2 separate regions of the Homo sapiens genome follow, and region 1 is linked to region 2. Evidence: read pairs that join two places in POLR2A ChIA-PET (ENCODE). Cell type or tissue: OCI-LY7. All regions are shown on one strand.

What was found. ChIA-PET counts read pairs that join two places held together with the same protein. Peaks named below come from ENCODE experiments on the same cell type or tissue, not always from the same donor. Only the 100,000 strongest peaks of a DNase experiment are listed, where the experiment ranks them.
Region 1: POLR2A ChIA-PET joins it to region 2 with 14 read pairs; 4 of 35 experiments call an interaction of 5 or more read pairs at or near these places.

The regions. Positions count from the first base shown.
Region 1 is chr6:372,768-380,767 of GRCh38, reverse strand. No RefSeq gene overlaps it. Among named protein-coding and RNA genes, the nearest start is that of IRF4, 15 kb to the left of the region's middle. RefSeq lists enhancers at 1,522-1,751, 880-1,826, 1,852-1,921, 6,576-7,149, 7,983-8,000 and a silencer at 5,548-5,748. In OCI-LY7, no CTCF peak of the experiment used is centred here; a DNase peak (open chromatin) is centred at 3,747; H3K4me3 peaks cover 1,169 bases; H3K27ac peaks cover 1,334 bases.
Region 2 is chr6:310,016-318,015 of GRCh38, reverse strand. It overlaps DUSP22 (dual specificity phosphatase 22), which reads right to left. Exons shown (of 7, transcript NM_001286555.3): 3 at 6,054-6,136. Among named protein-coding and RNA genes, the nearest start is that of DUSP22, 22 kb to the right of the region's middle. RefSeq lists an enhancer at 1,501-1,810 and silencers at 3,495-3,674, 4,516-4,585, 4,836-4,895. In OCI-LY7, no CTCF peak of the experiment used is centred here; DNase peaks (open chromatin) are centred at 734 and 4,805; H3K4me3 peaks cover 1,398 bases; H3K27ac peaks cover 3,247 bases.

The DNA of each region.
Region 1 (8,000 bases), 63 kb before region 2:
TGATTTCTTTCAACCCAGTAGCTTTTGTGAGGCACAGAACCAAGGTACTGAGGAAGACACAAGGATGGCTAGGACACGGAGCCACTGTGAGGGGACATGCACAGTCCCTTGCCTGGCACTGGGGGCACGCCAGCTCACTCGGGGACAGTGTCATCCTCCAGGGCAGTAGAAGGTGGAATGAAAGACAATGATGACAAAATGGTAAGGGGGAGGAGGCAGCTGGCATCGTGAAGAAGGTGGCGTTTCACCTGAACTTTGAAGTCATGAGATTTCAATCCACAGAAGCAGGAATTCTAGGCGGAGAGCCCAGCCTGGCAGTAACTCCTCCCGTGTGACAGTGGAACAGCAGGTAGTCTGGGCTGGGGGCGGGACCCAGGGCGTAGAGGCCAGAAAGGAGGTTTGAAGCCCATCCAGGAAGACCGTGGGGAGGGAGCCCCAACGCCAGCGAAGGAGTCCATACTCCACGGGCAGGTCACTGGCCCTTCAACGTCACTGGATGTCAGAATCACTTGCAAGCCCCAACCAGCTGTCTGGCTTCAGCCAATGGACCCAGGAATCTGCATTTCCATCAGACAGCTGTGAGATTTTCATTTATGGGGTCTGAGAACCGCAGTCTTTGAACCACACAGCTGGAGAAAAGGGAGGCTGAAGGAGGCACATCAGACATTTTGTGCCAGGGGTTCCAGGCTGGACTGGAGGCGCAAGAGAGCCCCAGTGGAAGGACTGGATGCTGCTGGGCCAGGGTGGCCCTGGGGATCCGGGAGGGTGCTGCCCAGGAGGGCTGTCTTTGAACACCCCGGGAGGCAGGACCCCAGAGATGCTGAGTACCAGGGGCCGTGGCGCCATCATCGGGGACAGGAAACCGTGACCGAGGAGTGGCATTTGGGATGGAAGGTAGCAAGTCTGGCTGAGAACTGGCTTTGCAGCACCAGAGGGATGTTCTGGAGGACTGTCCCGTAAAAACCAGCTGGAAGTTCACTCCCAAAGCGGGCTAGGTAGGTGGACCCGGCCTGGGTGTGCGAATATGGCACTCATGGGCAGACACACAGGGAAAAGAGGGCTCGTGACCTGTGCAGAATGCCGGGGACATTGAGGTTAACAGCAGGCTTCTCTATTTCCGGCCCCAGGCGTCTCAGGTTAGGGCCAAGGGGAGGTCAGGAGGAACCAGGTTTCCTCTGACCGTAGCGCTGATCACTTCCCTGCAGGCAGGTTTTCTTCAGCACAGCTTTGGCGTGGCCCTGGGGGGGAACAGCGAGGTAACTTCCTGTCCAGGCTGCCGGGCTCTGGAAGTGCCGCAGGTGTCCACGCCTGTTGGGCAGACGCACGTGGGGAGCGGCCCTGGGAGGAGCACGGTGACCAGGGCAGGGGGTGTGCGGGTGGAGGGGCGGGATTGCCGGGCCCTTCCTATGAGCACAGCCACTGCAGGGAGGATTCTTCTCCAAAACTGGTTTTGAAACATTAAGCCACATGCTAGGAGGAGGGAGCCTCGAGGGGGTGGCTCAGCCTGGCACCTGTTTACACACTGAGGCCCTCAAGGAGGTCAGAGGACTCCACATAGGAGTCACATCAGACTGGCAGTGACAAGCTGCAGAGGGGTCAACCTCGTGTCTGGTCTGCGGCTGACTTGGTGGGATTCTCTGCACCAGCCTCTAATTTTTCACAGAACCCAGTGGGGAGGTGAAGCAGGCACTGTGATTCCATTTAGAGAGGAACACATGGAGGGGGACGGGTTGGTAGAATTGCTCGAAGCCAACAGGAGCTGCTGGGGAGTGAGGACGGCCTCTGACACACGTCTCACTAAGGAACGAGCCCAGTGCGATCAATATTGAAAACATTTTCAGCCTCAGTAATAATCCCTGTTGGATGACTGCCTGCTCCCTGGCTGCATCTCAGGGAGGTCCCCGGTGTCCCAGGCACTCCCACACCTCAGGTGCCTTCGCTTCTCCCACAGTGCCTCTCTTCCTGTGCTGGCCAACCTCTGCCTCTCTTCTGCGGTGTTTGTCTCTGTGAGTGCCACGTGGGCTGGGGCCTCGTCTCTCTTGCTCTCTGAGACTGCCGGTGCTACAACTGTGTTCCCACGTGTTAGATTTCCACATAAAATCTTTTCGAATAAATGAATAAAGGAGTGAATGATTACTAAAAAGAAAAAGCAAATTCACAGCCATTTAAACGAGAGCACACAAGACAATAACCGTGCAGCTGAAATGCGCGTGCTTCCTTCTGGAGAGCGATGGGACCACTCTTTTGCAAAGATGTCCATCTCAGCATTGGTTACCGTAAAACTTAGAAATATTTTAAGTATCTAGACACGGGGGAGCAGTTAAGTACGCAGTGGTACATCTACACACTTAGGAAAACTATATGAAAATGTTGGTTAATTTGGGGAAAATGCTTATGATATGAGGTTAAGGGAAGAAAGCATACGCAAAATTGCATGCATGATAGGATCTTAACTCTGAGAAAACTCCGCAAGCCTCGGGGAAATCCCCAACATGTTACCAACATAGGTGGTGGGGTCACACGTTCTCGGTATAAATTGTTCTGGTCTCAGTTTTTTCCCCGAATTTTATACTTTTGGGGGGATACACATGTATTATTAGCAAAACCATACAGATATTTTCTTAAGAACAGAAACACACATCAGGATTGACGAATCATGTTGATTTATGTCAAACCCCAGGACAATATCTCCTGACCTTAACTTTTTTTCAATCCCTCCCTCTACGCCAGTCTTCCATCCTCCTCCTTTGCATTGTAAAATGTATTCCTTAAACGCATCTTGATGCTGTTTACTTATTTTCACATTGATGCCTTTTTTGTTGTTGTTTGTTTGTTTTTTTGAGACAGAGTCTCGCCCTGTTGCCCAGGCTGGAGTGCGATGGCACAGTCTCGGCTCACTGCAACCTCAAGCGATTCTCCCGCCTCAGCTACCCAAGTAGCTCGGATTACAGGCACGCACGACCACGCCCAGCTAATTTTTTGTATCTTTAGTAGAGATGAGGTTTCACCATTTTGGCCAGGCTGGTCTCGAACTCCTGACCTCGTGATCTGCCCACCTCGGCCTCCCAAGATGCCTTTTTCTTAATTGCTTGAAATGTGGCTTTGGTTGAAGCTCTCAGCAGGAAAACACAGAACCCCAATGTCAAAAATTTGAAGATGATATTCTGGGCTAGATGTTTTTGGGAAATACAAAGATATACGACAGCATGGTTCCTCCCCTCAATAAATTTTCAGTTGAGTAGCTCTAGTTCGGTCTTTACCTTGGAGGAACTACTTTTACCAAAACCACCAGTGACATTTTCCTGGCAAAAATCCAATGGCCTCATCCCTTTTCTGAGCCTCTGGGCCTCTCGGCCTTCTGCAATGTGACAGTCCCCTCCTTCAAGTCGCCTCCCCAGTGTGGGCTTTGGGGGTGTTCCGCACACACAGTCAGACTGCTTATGACCCGCTGGGTATCTAACTGAACTCCTCTCCTCCTTCTCAGAATCTCTAGGCTCCACCATGACATTAATCAACCCCAATTATCTGACCAAAACCCTGAAAAATCTTTATCATGACACCAGTTGTTCTCCTAACCTTGGGCCCGGTGGCCTAGTTGCCCTCTTCAGCCCAAAAAAGATAAATAACAGAAAACAAACCTCACTGCTGCCTCTCACGTTCAGCCTATTCCCATTTTCTAATGATTCAAGTCTATGTCTTTAGCAGAAACAGGCAAGCCCCCATCCCAGCTCTAATTAAACCACAGCTTCCTCTTCCTGGATGGGGCCTCTCTGACCCACTCACCTGTAGTGGGCTGCGCAAAGTTGTAGCTCAGAATACATGTAGTATCTATGGGCACTTAAAATACGTATTTCCTAACCAAATGGAAATTTTTTTGTAATGTAATTAGCATCTAAAGACAGCATAATATAATTATATCAGCTACTCACTTTGGTCAGAAAATCTTCCTTTTTATCTATTTTAATTGAAAAGTAAACATTGTATATATTTATGGTGTACAATATGTTTATATATATACACACACATTGTGGAAAGGCTACATCAAACATGTATATATAACCTCGCCTTTTTTGTGCACTGAGAATACTTAAAATCTACTCTTCTAGCTACTTTCAAGTATACAATTCACTGTTATTAAATATAGTCACCATGCTGTACAATGGCCCTCTTGAACTAATTCCTCCCATCTAACTAAGATTTTGTATCCTTACACCAGCATCCCCCTAAGCCCCTCACCCCTGCCCCGGTACCCACCATTGTGCTACCTACTTCTATGAGTTGGACGTTTTCAGATTCCACATGTGACTGAGATCATGTGGTATTTGTCTCTCTGTGCCTGGCTTATTTCACTTAGAATCATGTCCTCCAGGTTCATCCACATTGTCACAAATGACAGGACTTCTTTCTTCTTTAAGGCTGAATCTTATCCCATGGTGTACGTCCACCACACTTTATCCGTGTGTCCACTGATGGGACACCAAGACTGATTTTGGATCTGGGCTATTGTGAGCATGGGAGGGCAGACATCTCTTCAATATATTGATTTCAATATTTTTTGGATATATACCCAGTAGTGAGGTTGCTGGATTATATAGTAGCTCCATTTTTAATCTTCTGAGGAACTTCCACACTGTTTTCCATAATGGCTATACGAATTTACCTTCTGACCCACAGTGTACCAGGGTTCTCTTTTCTTTGATGGACATGCTTTTTGATCTTTGATTTGTGCATTTCTCCTGTAATCTCTTATTTTCTCTTCTATTTCTTAATTATGTTTAATAGAACTTAAAATAGTGTTGTGCACAAAGTAAGCTACCCATCCGGCAAAAGAGAGTTTAGACAGTTTTTCAAATAAGGCTGATTTGTAAAAACCTGCTATTAAATACAGATAAGAAATGTTGGTCTGCACTACTCTAACTATCCATCGACACTGGCCAGACTCAGCGGCCTTTTCCCTCTCCACCTCACTCGGCCCCTTCAGCGACCTCACTGCTATTGCACATTTTACATGGTTCTCAAGCTTTCCACATGATGCTTGAGTGCTGCCAGGGTTTAAAAGTGTCTTTTTTTTTTTTTTTTTTTTTTTTTTTTTAGATGGAATCTTGCTCTGTCACCAGGCTGGAGGCTGGAGTGCAGTGGCACGATCTCGGCTCACTGCAACCTCCACCTCCCGGATTCAAGCAATTCTCCTGCCTCAGCCTCCTGAGTAGCTGGGACTACAGGCACATGCTACCATGCCCAGCTAATTTTTGTATTTTTAGTAAAGACGGGGTTTCACCATGTTGGCCAGGATGGTCTTGATCTCTTGACCTCATGATCCGCCTGCCTCGGCCTCCCAAAGTGCTGGGATTACACGTGTGAGCCTCCATGCCTGGCTAAAAGTGTGTTTTCATCCCAAGTCCTTTCACTTTATTCCACAGGGGAGTAGATCAGTAGAGTCTTCTTAACGGTTTGTCCAAGAGCTGCCCCATCTCTCATGCTCCTGACACTTTGGCAGTACTGGTCACTCACTTTGTGGATTGCCTCTCTGTTGGGTGTGTCTGATGTTTCCTCCGGTTGCACTGAGGTTAGTGAATGTTTGGCAGGAATGCCACCGACGGGCATGTGTCCTCCTCACTGCCACGTGTCTGGGGGATGTGATGTCCGTGGTCCTAGGAGTGGTGCTGTTTCCCTGGATCACTTGGTTAAGGTGGTGTTTGCAGGATTTCTCCATCAGCTGCGACAATGAGAATGTCCGGCTTCTCCTCAAAGCCTTGCCCAGTGGTTGCAGTGTCCACCCATGGCTCTTGCTGACAGCAGTTGCTGCTGTAAAGTTTGCCTAGTGATGATTTTGTATTTTTCTCATTCCTTCCACAATCATTAACCTGGGTTCTTCTATAAGGAAGAACCGTCTCTTCTCTGTTGTTTATTATTTATTCAATTATTTATTTACATCAATCTGGACTTAGGGATATTTATTTTTATTCCATGGATTAGAATCCATTATTCTCATTTTTTATTTTGTTGCTCAAATTGCTCCACTTTTGGCCACTGGAAGCTCCTTCAGGTTAGTCATGTGGCTTCTTGTCATACCCCTTTCTTTTTCAAGCACCTCTTCATTTTCTGGCCCCATAAGATGTCTGAGGCTCCTCTGGTATTTTCCCTGCTCCAGGCCGGGAATCGATCCATGAAACCTATACTCACATATTGTTATCCATTTCACAGTCATTTGTAATCCAAATTTATAAACAGTCAAAAGCCAGGCGGTGAACCGCTCCGGACCCCACGGAGCAGGGGCCACCGAATAGCAACGTGAGAAGCATTCTCGCTGCTGCTGGGCAGCACCACTCAACTCTCCCAGGATAAAGCACTTGAAGAGTCTCTTGTGATTCTTATCACGGGCAAAACATTCTAATTGAACTTTTCAAAACTACAGTTTGAATGACACAAGATGGACCAGAACCCCTTGATTTGCCCTTTTGCATTTGAATCCACTGGAGATGCTGGCCCCTGGCGAGCAGGGAGCTGGCCTCTCTGGTCCTGGCTGTGCCCACTCTACCTGGAGCAGCCCCTGACACGCTAAGGAGCTCACCAGTGTGAGGGCAACGAGCAGAGCTCGGCTCACTTCTGTCCCCCTTGGCGGCCCCTCATCCCTCAGCAGAAGGAGTACTGGTGAGCGGCCAAAGAAGGAATTGGTTGCTTTAAAGCAATTCCAGCTTCTGCCAGCCTGGGGAGCCTAAAACCAGGAATCAAACCTCAGTCCTAATTTTTCTAAAAATAGCTCTTAAGGAAATAAGGTTCAGGAAAGCATAAGTCGCTCTGCAGAGTTGAATTCAGGCTGCTGCAGCGGCCAGGAAGCAGGGACACGCCGTGGGACATGTCAGCCAGTGCGTCACTGGCAAGCTTGGTATGTAACGTGCAATCCTTACATGGATTCTGCAAAACCCACTGGCATGCCTATGCCAAATTTATAAACAGTCAAAAGCCAGGCGGTGAACCGCTCCGGACCCCACGGAGCAGGGGCCACCTGATAGCAACGTGAGAAGCATTCTCGCTGCTGCTGGGCAGCACCACTCAACTCTCCCAGGATAAAGCACTTGAAGAATCTCTTGTGATTCTTATCACGGGCAAAACATTCTAATCGAACTTTTCAAAACTGCAGTTTGAATGACACAAGACGGGCCAGAACCCCTTGATTTGCCCTTTTGCATTGGTAAAGCGAGGCCATTTGTGGCATGGATTCTCAGATTCATGAAATGTGGCATCATAAACTGTAAAGAACAGTCCTTTACACTTTCCAGGACAGGTCAACCTCTTAACAGAGCTGTAAAATGCTGCCAGTCCTGGCTCCTGACTGTCTTTGGGATGTGAGAACAAGGAAGCCAATTGAGTTTTCCTCACCTTTGGGAGGCAGTCATAAAAAAGCAAAGTTTAAAGCCAGCTGCAGAGTTCCAACTCTGATACTGACTGCCCTTCCCTCAGGCACCAGCAGACCTTCCAGCCGCCACCCTCGCCGGGCACACATCCACCACCTTCACTCCATTGTCCTTTATGAAGCACCTGCAATGTGCCATGTTCCCTGCGAGGGCCTGGAGGGGCACAGCAGTGAGCGGTGGGCAAGGCCGATGAATGCGCTCCTCTAGAGGGGTTTGCATTTTCTGTATCAGTCTGGGCTTGTGGGTGTTTATTTTGCTCTGTGGGTTAGAACGTAATACTACATCTTTTTTTCTCAGCTTGCTCCAGCTCTTGCCTTGGGCACTACCTCAGGTGGCACTGGTGGCCCTCCATGGGCCCTGTCCTTTCTCCAGCACATCCGTCTTTTCTGGACGGGGAGATAAAGGACTGAGCCGCAATGACAGTACCGGGGAACCAGCATGTCTGAGCTCCAGGAGCTTTCACCAGGCATGACTTAACCTGAGGTCCATGGAGGGGAGGGAGACAGGCCAGTGGGGTCGGGGTGGAAAGTGCAGAGGGGAGAGGGCATGGCGCCTTTGAGGAAGTGAAAGGAGGATGCAGGCTGC
Region 2 (8,000 bases):
CATTGCACTAACCGATCCTCTGGCTTCACAAATTGCTCATGATAAAGAAATCACTCTTGACCCCACTCTACTTTCACATCCTAATGAGCCACAAGGGGCCAAAGACGTGATGAGACATGATTTCTCACTTTGGAACGGGGCTAAATGCGTGATAAGACATGATTTCTCACTTTGGAACGGGGCTAAATGGTGCAAATCTCGCCTTTCATCAGCAGACATCTGCAGAGGGGCCCCTGCGTGCTGGATCCAAGCCGAGTGCTGCAAGGACCAGAGAAACCCCAGCACGGCAGCTGCCTGTGTGGGCTCCCAGGCCAGCTCAGGAGCCCGATGTGGGCCATGAACACTTACGTCATAAAGCACAGGTTAAATGGATGCTTAATATCCTACAGAAGCAGGGACAGTGCACACGTGTCTCATGGCCCAACTGAGAGTACAAACTGAAGACATTACAGAAAAGGGGCCGAAGTCCTGAGCTCGGAGGACCCTGACGGTGTCCCTCTCAGAGGAAGGAGAGCTGGGGCTGAGCTCGGAGGGAGGGGAGAATTCATGTGAGCAGGAGAGGGTGGGAAGAGAGGAAAGAGAATACACACATGCCTTCTTCAACTTTAAACACCCTTTATCATCTTGCTTCTGGCTTGCTTTACATTTGGGAAGCCAACAAAACTTTTGTTCAAGAGAAATGGGGTGGATCAGCAAGAGGAACACGTGGCAGGAAACCAGGGTCCCTCCAGGAGACCTCGGCCTCAGGCCCACGTGGCCGCTGGGCACTGACCCGGGGAAAAAGGATGGGGCCGTCCAAGCAGACTGGGCGTCTCACCTTGGTGAGTTTCCTCATCAATAAGCAGGTAAATAAAGACAGAAGTACAGGCACACAGTTAACAACCAGAGGAAGAAGCCAACTACAAACAAAACTAACACAAGTAAAGTCTTGGCATCAACACTTCAAAAAATGTCTTCAATGTTAAAAGAAATATAAACAGAATCACCAAGAATAAATGTCTGCATATGAAAACATCCCATTCTTTTAAAAACACCATAAATGGTTCACACTGAAAACAGAAAATATCCAAGCTGAACTCTAGCTCATAAAATCTACCTGGTATATACATACAATACCCTGGTCTTCATAAATGAGTATAAATCATTTTTTCTCTACTTGATCCTACACTGTCATCTTACAGTATGTGTCATTTTTAAAAAGGTAAGGTTCTTCATGTTAGAAGCTTAGTGAAGGCATGAGAATACTTCTTAAAACTTTTTTTTTGTTAATAGTGAGAAATAGTTTTGTTTCCTGCAGGTGCTCTGCTTAAATACACAAAATGAAAAATGAAACACCGAAATTTTTACATTAGAAAGAGTTCTGTTTCTTTTTTTCAGGGGAAGGGAGAAACCTTTCATTGCTCAATATTAGTTTCTCAGCAACTACAAACAATATCAGGTTTCTGATTTGAAAAATCACTGTCTTTGCAATAGGAGTTTTCACCAGCCCTCAAACCTGGAGCCATCAGTAGACGCTGAAGACACCGCTCCCACCCGTCCCCACAAATAAGGAAACACTTTTCAGCACACAGGGGCAACTCCCTGACAAAGTCCTGAGCACAGAAACAGGCGAAGGAGGATTTTGCTTTTTCCTCTTAAACAGGTCTGGGCTTACTTTCTATTGAAATTAATATATGCGGCAATGATTTTCCGCCATTTTACTAGCATCATGTGCTCCGAAGTTTTGATACCAAAAGTGTAGTCCTGAAGGGCTATGGCTGGCAGGAAGACCCTTGCCTCTGTAGTGAGAAGGCCTTGGTTCCAGCCCTGGCCCTGCCACTTGCTGACAGATGATGTGAGAACCAGCCTGGTTAAGCCATAGAGGCACTAAATAACACCATCCACCTTGCTGGACTCAGAGTTCTCAGAGGAAGTCATGTCCTGGCATTCTCCACCAGCTGGAATGCCAGGGATCACATTTTCTGAATTCTTAGGCATCGCCAAAGGCCCAGTCAAATGTCTCCAGATTCAACGGCAGAAGAAGGATCTCATTCTCTGGGCTTCCACAGGCTCTGTTCCTATGGGATTTGCCACCTGCTCCAAGCCACAGCTCTTCTCTCACTGTCACCAATATTTATAAAGCAGCTACAACGCGTATCTTGTGCATACACCAAAGGCTCTGCCAGGGAAGATCTTGGGATGAACTCACTTCTGTTACCCACAGTACCTGTCCCAAGACCTGGAACATAGGAGGAGCTCAAGAAATGAATAAATCAGTAACCCTTTGTCTTCAAAGGGAAGAACTTTCTGGAAAGGGACGGGATGTGTGAAGAGGGTATTTGCAGCAAATAACAGCAAAAATCTTGCTAATTAAAAGGAAAGAAGAGCAAAGCTCTGTGCTGGTGATGGCATGGCAGGGAAAGGCACTTTCATACATTGCTAGTACAAGCACAAATAGCACAACCTTTTTCAAAGGTGATCTGGTAAGATCTACCGATACCACTAAGGATATCAGAAACATCAGTCGTGCTAGGAGAGAACAGAGGCAGTGGGGCATGCTGGGAAAATCCCCAGTCTGGGAGAGGAGTCCCGGCTTCCCATCAAGCTACCCAGACAGCCATGGGAATCCCAGGCAAGTCCTTTCCTGTCTCCCAACGTCCAGGTTTTTGTCCACCCAATGATAGAGTTAGGCTTGCTGATCTCTAGACCCTGTTTAGCTGGGATTTCTGTCTCCGACAGAGAGCAGTGGGGCATAGAAACGGGTCAGAGCTCCTCAGAATCTCAGATGTGAATTTAGGGCTTACTAGAGAGCTTGAAGGTCCCCAGGTTTCTATTACGTTTCTAAGATCTTCATTCTGGAAGGTCTACCCCTTAGCTACTCTTCTGAAGAGGTAGTAATTGGAGACATAGGCCTTTTTCCCTTGGCTGACCACCTCACCCATCATGGTCCAGTGGATAAACACATCTTCTCTCATCCACCCAAGACGCATCAGAGACCACCCAGCCACTCCCTGACCAGAGGCAAGGCACAGCCACTCTGAAGGCCTGATAACAGTACCTTCTATTTTCTTTTTCCAGCCAGGCTGCTAGGAAGAGTACAAGATGCTATGAATGCTATTTTGGGAAACCCCAACCCCCAACAAATTACCCAAATAATGGGGTCCAATCTAATCCAACCAAAAGCAACCAAGTCACAAGTTCCTTAGTTCCTTCCTAAGTAAAAATGGGAGCCTCCTTACTTACATCCCCTGGATTTCACAGGACATGTTCCATGGGGGTCTCAGTAGGAGGCACATCACATAAGCAAGCACATACAATGTCTCCCGGCTCACAAAGGCTGATACATGTCTGCACAATAGGGCTCTCAAGCCTTTATTCCGACAACACAACTGTGAACCTTCCAGAGGGGAATAAAGTGTGCTAAGTTTTCTAAACTTGCATGGCCACATCCAACAATATGAATACCCTCTCTCACTTAGTCTCCATCACAATAAAGGCAGAACTAGAGTTTCCAAAAGCCCTTTGTAACTGATGCTAAGTAACCCAGAGCTTTAAACTCATTGAGATGTTTGTTGGAAATGACCCAAAGAAGTATCCACAGTGTAGTGCCCAATACGTCGCTTCACAGCAGCAGGGCTCGCAGGACACCTGCATGGATGTAGCAGGACCAAAACCCTTCCATTTTAGACAGTAGCTACCTTCCCACTTCCTACCAAGCCCCAGCCTGGGGCTGCCCAGAGAAGCCAGCGGCCATTCAATAAATACGTATGGTTTTGAAGATCTCGGGAAATAAATGAGGCCCAGCTCTCTCCTCTCCCACCATTTATCACCCTCACTTAGGGGCTCTCACCAGCCAGGGGTCAGCTCACTGCATTTGCTTGACCTCGCACAGTCTCCCCGCTCACCTTCATTCCCTGCCCCATTTCTCTCCCGGGATCAGGGCTGGCAAAACAAGGAGCTGCTGAAGCACCAAACCCGTCCGCTAATTCCCCACCGACTCCAAACACATCATTTCCCTGACTCATCTCAGGCTGCGTGAGGACACAGCTTATGGATCTGGATTTGAAACTCAAGACAGAAGACTGCCTTTGTGCCCCAGGCAGACAGCTAAACAAAGATTTGGAACTTCTGAGACTATAACTTAATGTGGGCACCACCAATTCAAATAACTTTTGGCCCCTCACTTTTCCCCACTGTGCAATCAGAGGCTATTGTTTTAATTTTTAAAATAAGAATATATCATGAATTACTTGTGAAATTAAAGATTGATAAAATGCTAAGAGGGGCAATACTAATACATTATGCTACAAAACAGTGGCATAACAATAAATATAAAATCACATGGAAGTACTTATTATGAAGCTAAGATAATAATAGCACCCGGAGACTACAATAGGGTGTCTCCAAGTAAAAGCTGTCCCAGTGAAGAAAAGGGGTAGCACTTCTCTCTCTCTTTTTTTAAAGGCAGAATTTGTCCTTACAGACTGAGCTACACAGGGAATAAAAAGAATGTGTAGTGTGTTGTGTCGGGAACACAGTTTGCCCACAGCTCTGAGGTTTTACACAATCAGCGGGCTCTTTATACCTGGGTTACAAACCCACCTGCTTTACTCGCTAGCCTGTGGTTTCCCAAGTGATAAGGGCTGGAGCTCTTTGATTTCTAACCCTGGCAGATCTCCTATCTACACAGAAGTTACAATGTGAGCAGATTTAAGGGTCATGTGCACACATGACAGTGTGTTCCATTTAATGGAGTATGAAGCAGGGAGGCAGGCCTGGGGCTGAGGGTGGAGAGGGCATCTCTGCAATTTATTAAAATAAAGGAAACCTCAAGCCTCATCTTGTGATTTAAGAGGAAGTCAATCATGACCAGTTTGCAGTTTAACTTAGCATCTTGGCCATAGCTTGGCTGTATTTTAAATACAAACTATTGTTGACAGATTAAAAAATGGAGTGGTTATTTTCAAAGGAACTGTTAGGCTCCAAAAAAATGTTTTGTTGTTGTTGTTATTTCCAATAAAATCATGCTGGAACACAAATTACAGCACCTTAGCAAAAAAAAAAAAAAAATTATGAGCTAAACAATACAAGGAAGTAGGAGCTCGGAGATCTGGAGAAATTAATTGAGGTTTGTTCACCACCTATGATTCTCTGGTACTACAATGTTTAGTAGAATCATTTATTATTCTACATTCTCATCAATTTTAGCTTACTTTATACTAACTAAAATCTGGCAGCCCTAATGGCTAAAGAAAATAGATACATTTGAAATAAAAAACATTACCTACTCTTGCCTAATATAAATTTAAATGAAAACAGCCTGAACCAGGATTCTTTCTTTCAGAACAAGCCACCCCTCCCTTTCCAACACCCCACCCTAAAATAGAAAAACACATACACATCACAACCACACAGCATTATTTTCTAAAAGGAGGTAACTCGGGCTCTGTCAAGGCTAATAAACATAAATAGATTTTACCTCTAGCCAACAGCTCAAACCGTCCATTAGGGTAAATTTAAAGATGTTTTTGGAATCAGTGCACAAGCAGACACACCCTGTTTACCCCGAAAACCTAAAACACAACAGCTTCTACACCGAGAGTCTCCACATTAGAGCGGCCCTGGGAACCCTCCAGGACGATTCACCTTCTGTTTTCTGTGACCCCTGAATGCCAGTGGTAGCTATTTGAGTTTAAATGGGACAAAATCAGGAAATGAGCAGGCTGAAGTTTTTTGGATTTTAAAACCAGAGATAATTCTGAAAGGAATGAAAATGGGGTTTAAATGTCCTTAAGGTCCAGAGGGAAATGCAGCCTCAGCTTATTCCTAGGCATTTAGCCACGAAAGCCAAAGTGGCAATGCAGCAGGAGTGTGATCAGAAAAAGCACACACCCTCGCGCCACGCTACAGACAGCGTGTTAACATCAACACGGCCTGAACACAATGGGAATGCCGCCAGAGATCACAGGAGTACGTTCGCATTGGAGAGAACCTGGTTGCCTTCATTAACGTCGTAGGTACTCCCACGGAATACAAATGAGGACACCCACACACGCCCCACGGTGCTCTCTTACCTCCAACATAGGCCTGGCACTATCGTGGACAGACAGAATATGTGTCACCTTGTTCTTGCTCAATTGTTCCGCGTCTCTGGCATCTGTCAGAGAAGAAAGGGGATGGACATTTTGATATCTTTGCAAGTTAATTACTCCTAAAGTCTAGCCAGAAAAAAAAAAAAACCCACAAAATGACTTGCATATTTCTTTCCTGAAACTTCATAACTGACCATACATGTAGGAAACTTAGGGCTACTGCTTTCATATATTTTGCCTAACTTTATTTCTTTTGTTTTTTTTTGAGACGGAGTCTCACTCTGTCGCCCAGGCTGGAGTGCAGTGGCGCCATCTCGGCTCACTGCAAGCTCCGCCTCCCGGGTTCACACAATTCTCCTGCCTCAGCTTCCCGAGTAGCTGGGACTACAGGCGCCCGCCACCACGCCCGGCTAATTTTTTGTATTTTTAGGAGAGACGGGGTTTCACCGTGTTAGCCAGGATGGTCTCGATCTCCTGACCTCGTGAGCCGCCCGCCTCGGCCTCCCAAAGTGCTGGGATTACAGGCGTGAGCCACCGCGCCCGGCCTTGCCTAACTTTATTTCTGATTGTCTCATCTTTTGACCCAGAGTGAGAAAGAAAAAAACTTTCTATGAGGAAGAAGAGTCCCTTTAAATGATCAGGTGCAGAAAGGCCTCTGTAATATAACAGCAGTCTCCTCTCCCTCCCCCTTGAGCTAAATGGTTACCTTGAAGCCATCTGCTATGTGGTCCCTAGACTGATGCCAAGTAGACATAAAATGCCATACATCATAGTTCAATATCGTATAGCCAGGCACTAACCAATGTTATTTCTATAAACCAATGAGAATTCCTGCTGAACAATTTTTTGTAATTGCCACTCTCCTGATTCGTCTTTTTTTCTTTAAAAACTTGAGCCCCTATTTTACTCTCCGGGGCACTCCCCAAGGCAACCTGAAAGTGTGTTTCAGGCTACAGTCCTCAAGCTTGGCCCAAATAAACCCTCTGTATTAATTTTGCCTCAGCTTCTTCCTTTTAGGCAACAAAAGTGTTAATCTAGAAATTGAAATGCACTTAGATTAATAAACATTGTAATCATGATGGATTACATGGATTACATCATCAAGAAGGTAAATTTACGAGACCATTTTGTAGTTAGCATTTGTAAGAGATGACCTTAGGTCAGTCTTTCTGCATGAGACACATAATATTAGGGATATTTAAAATATTTTTTTAATTCAATGGCCTCTTAATGATGAGAATTCTTAAAAAGCTAAATACAAAACCATTAACTCTAGAAGACAAAGGAAACTGCCCATTACTTCTTTCCCCAGACGTCAAAAGCAGGGACAGTTCTGGATTCAGACAGGACTGTGGTTTACATCATCTATATTCACTTTAAAGCACAATTAAAAAATGAAACTTTTTCTGGAAATTCCAAACAGAACTGTCTATCAGCTATCAGTTGGCTATTAAATTATCTCCATATGAAACTAAGAAGATAACAAAATTATATTCCCTTCCAATGTCCCTACCTGCAAAAAGAAGACCAAATGGTGTGATCCCCTGAAGTGGAACCCTTCTACTAATCTACAAAACAGGGGGCCAGCAGGAAATGAGGAGGTCCACTTCCCTACACCCCCATCCCAGCCTGGCTGAACTTTCCTAAATGATACAGGAGAAATGGATCAGAAGGCAAATGTTTAGGCCGGGCATGGTGACTGACACCTGTAATCCCGGAACTTTGGGAGGCCGCGACGGGCCAATCACCTGAGGTCAGGAGTGTGAGACCAGCCTGGTCACCACGGCGAAACCACATCTCTACTAAAATTACAAAAATTAGCTGGGCGTGGTGGTGTGCACCTGTAAACCCCACTACTCAGGAGGCTGAGGTAGGAGAATCGCTTGAACCCAGGAGGCGGAGGTTGCAGTGAGCCGAGATCGCCCCACT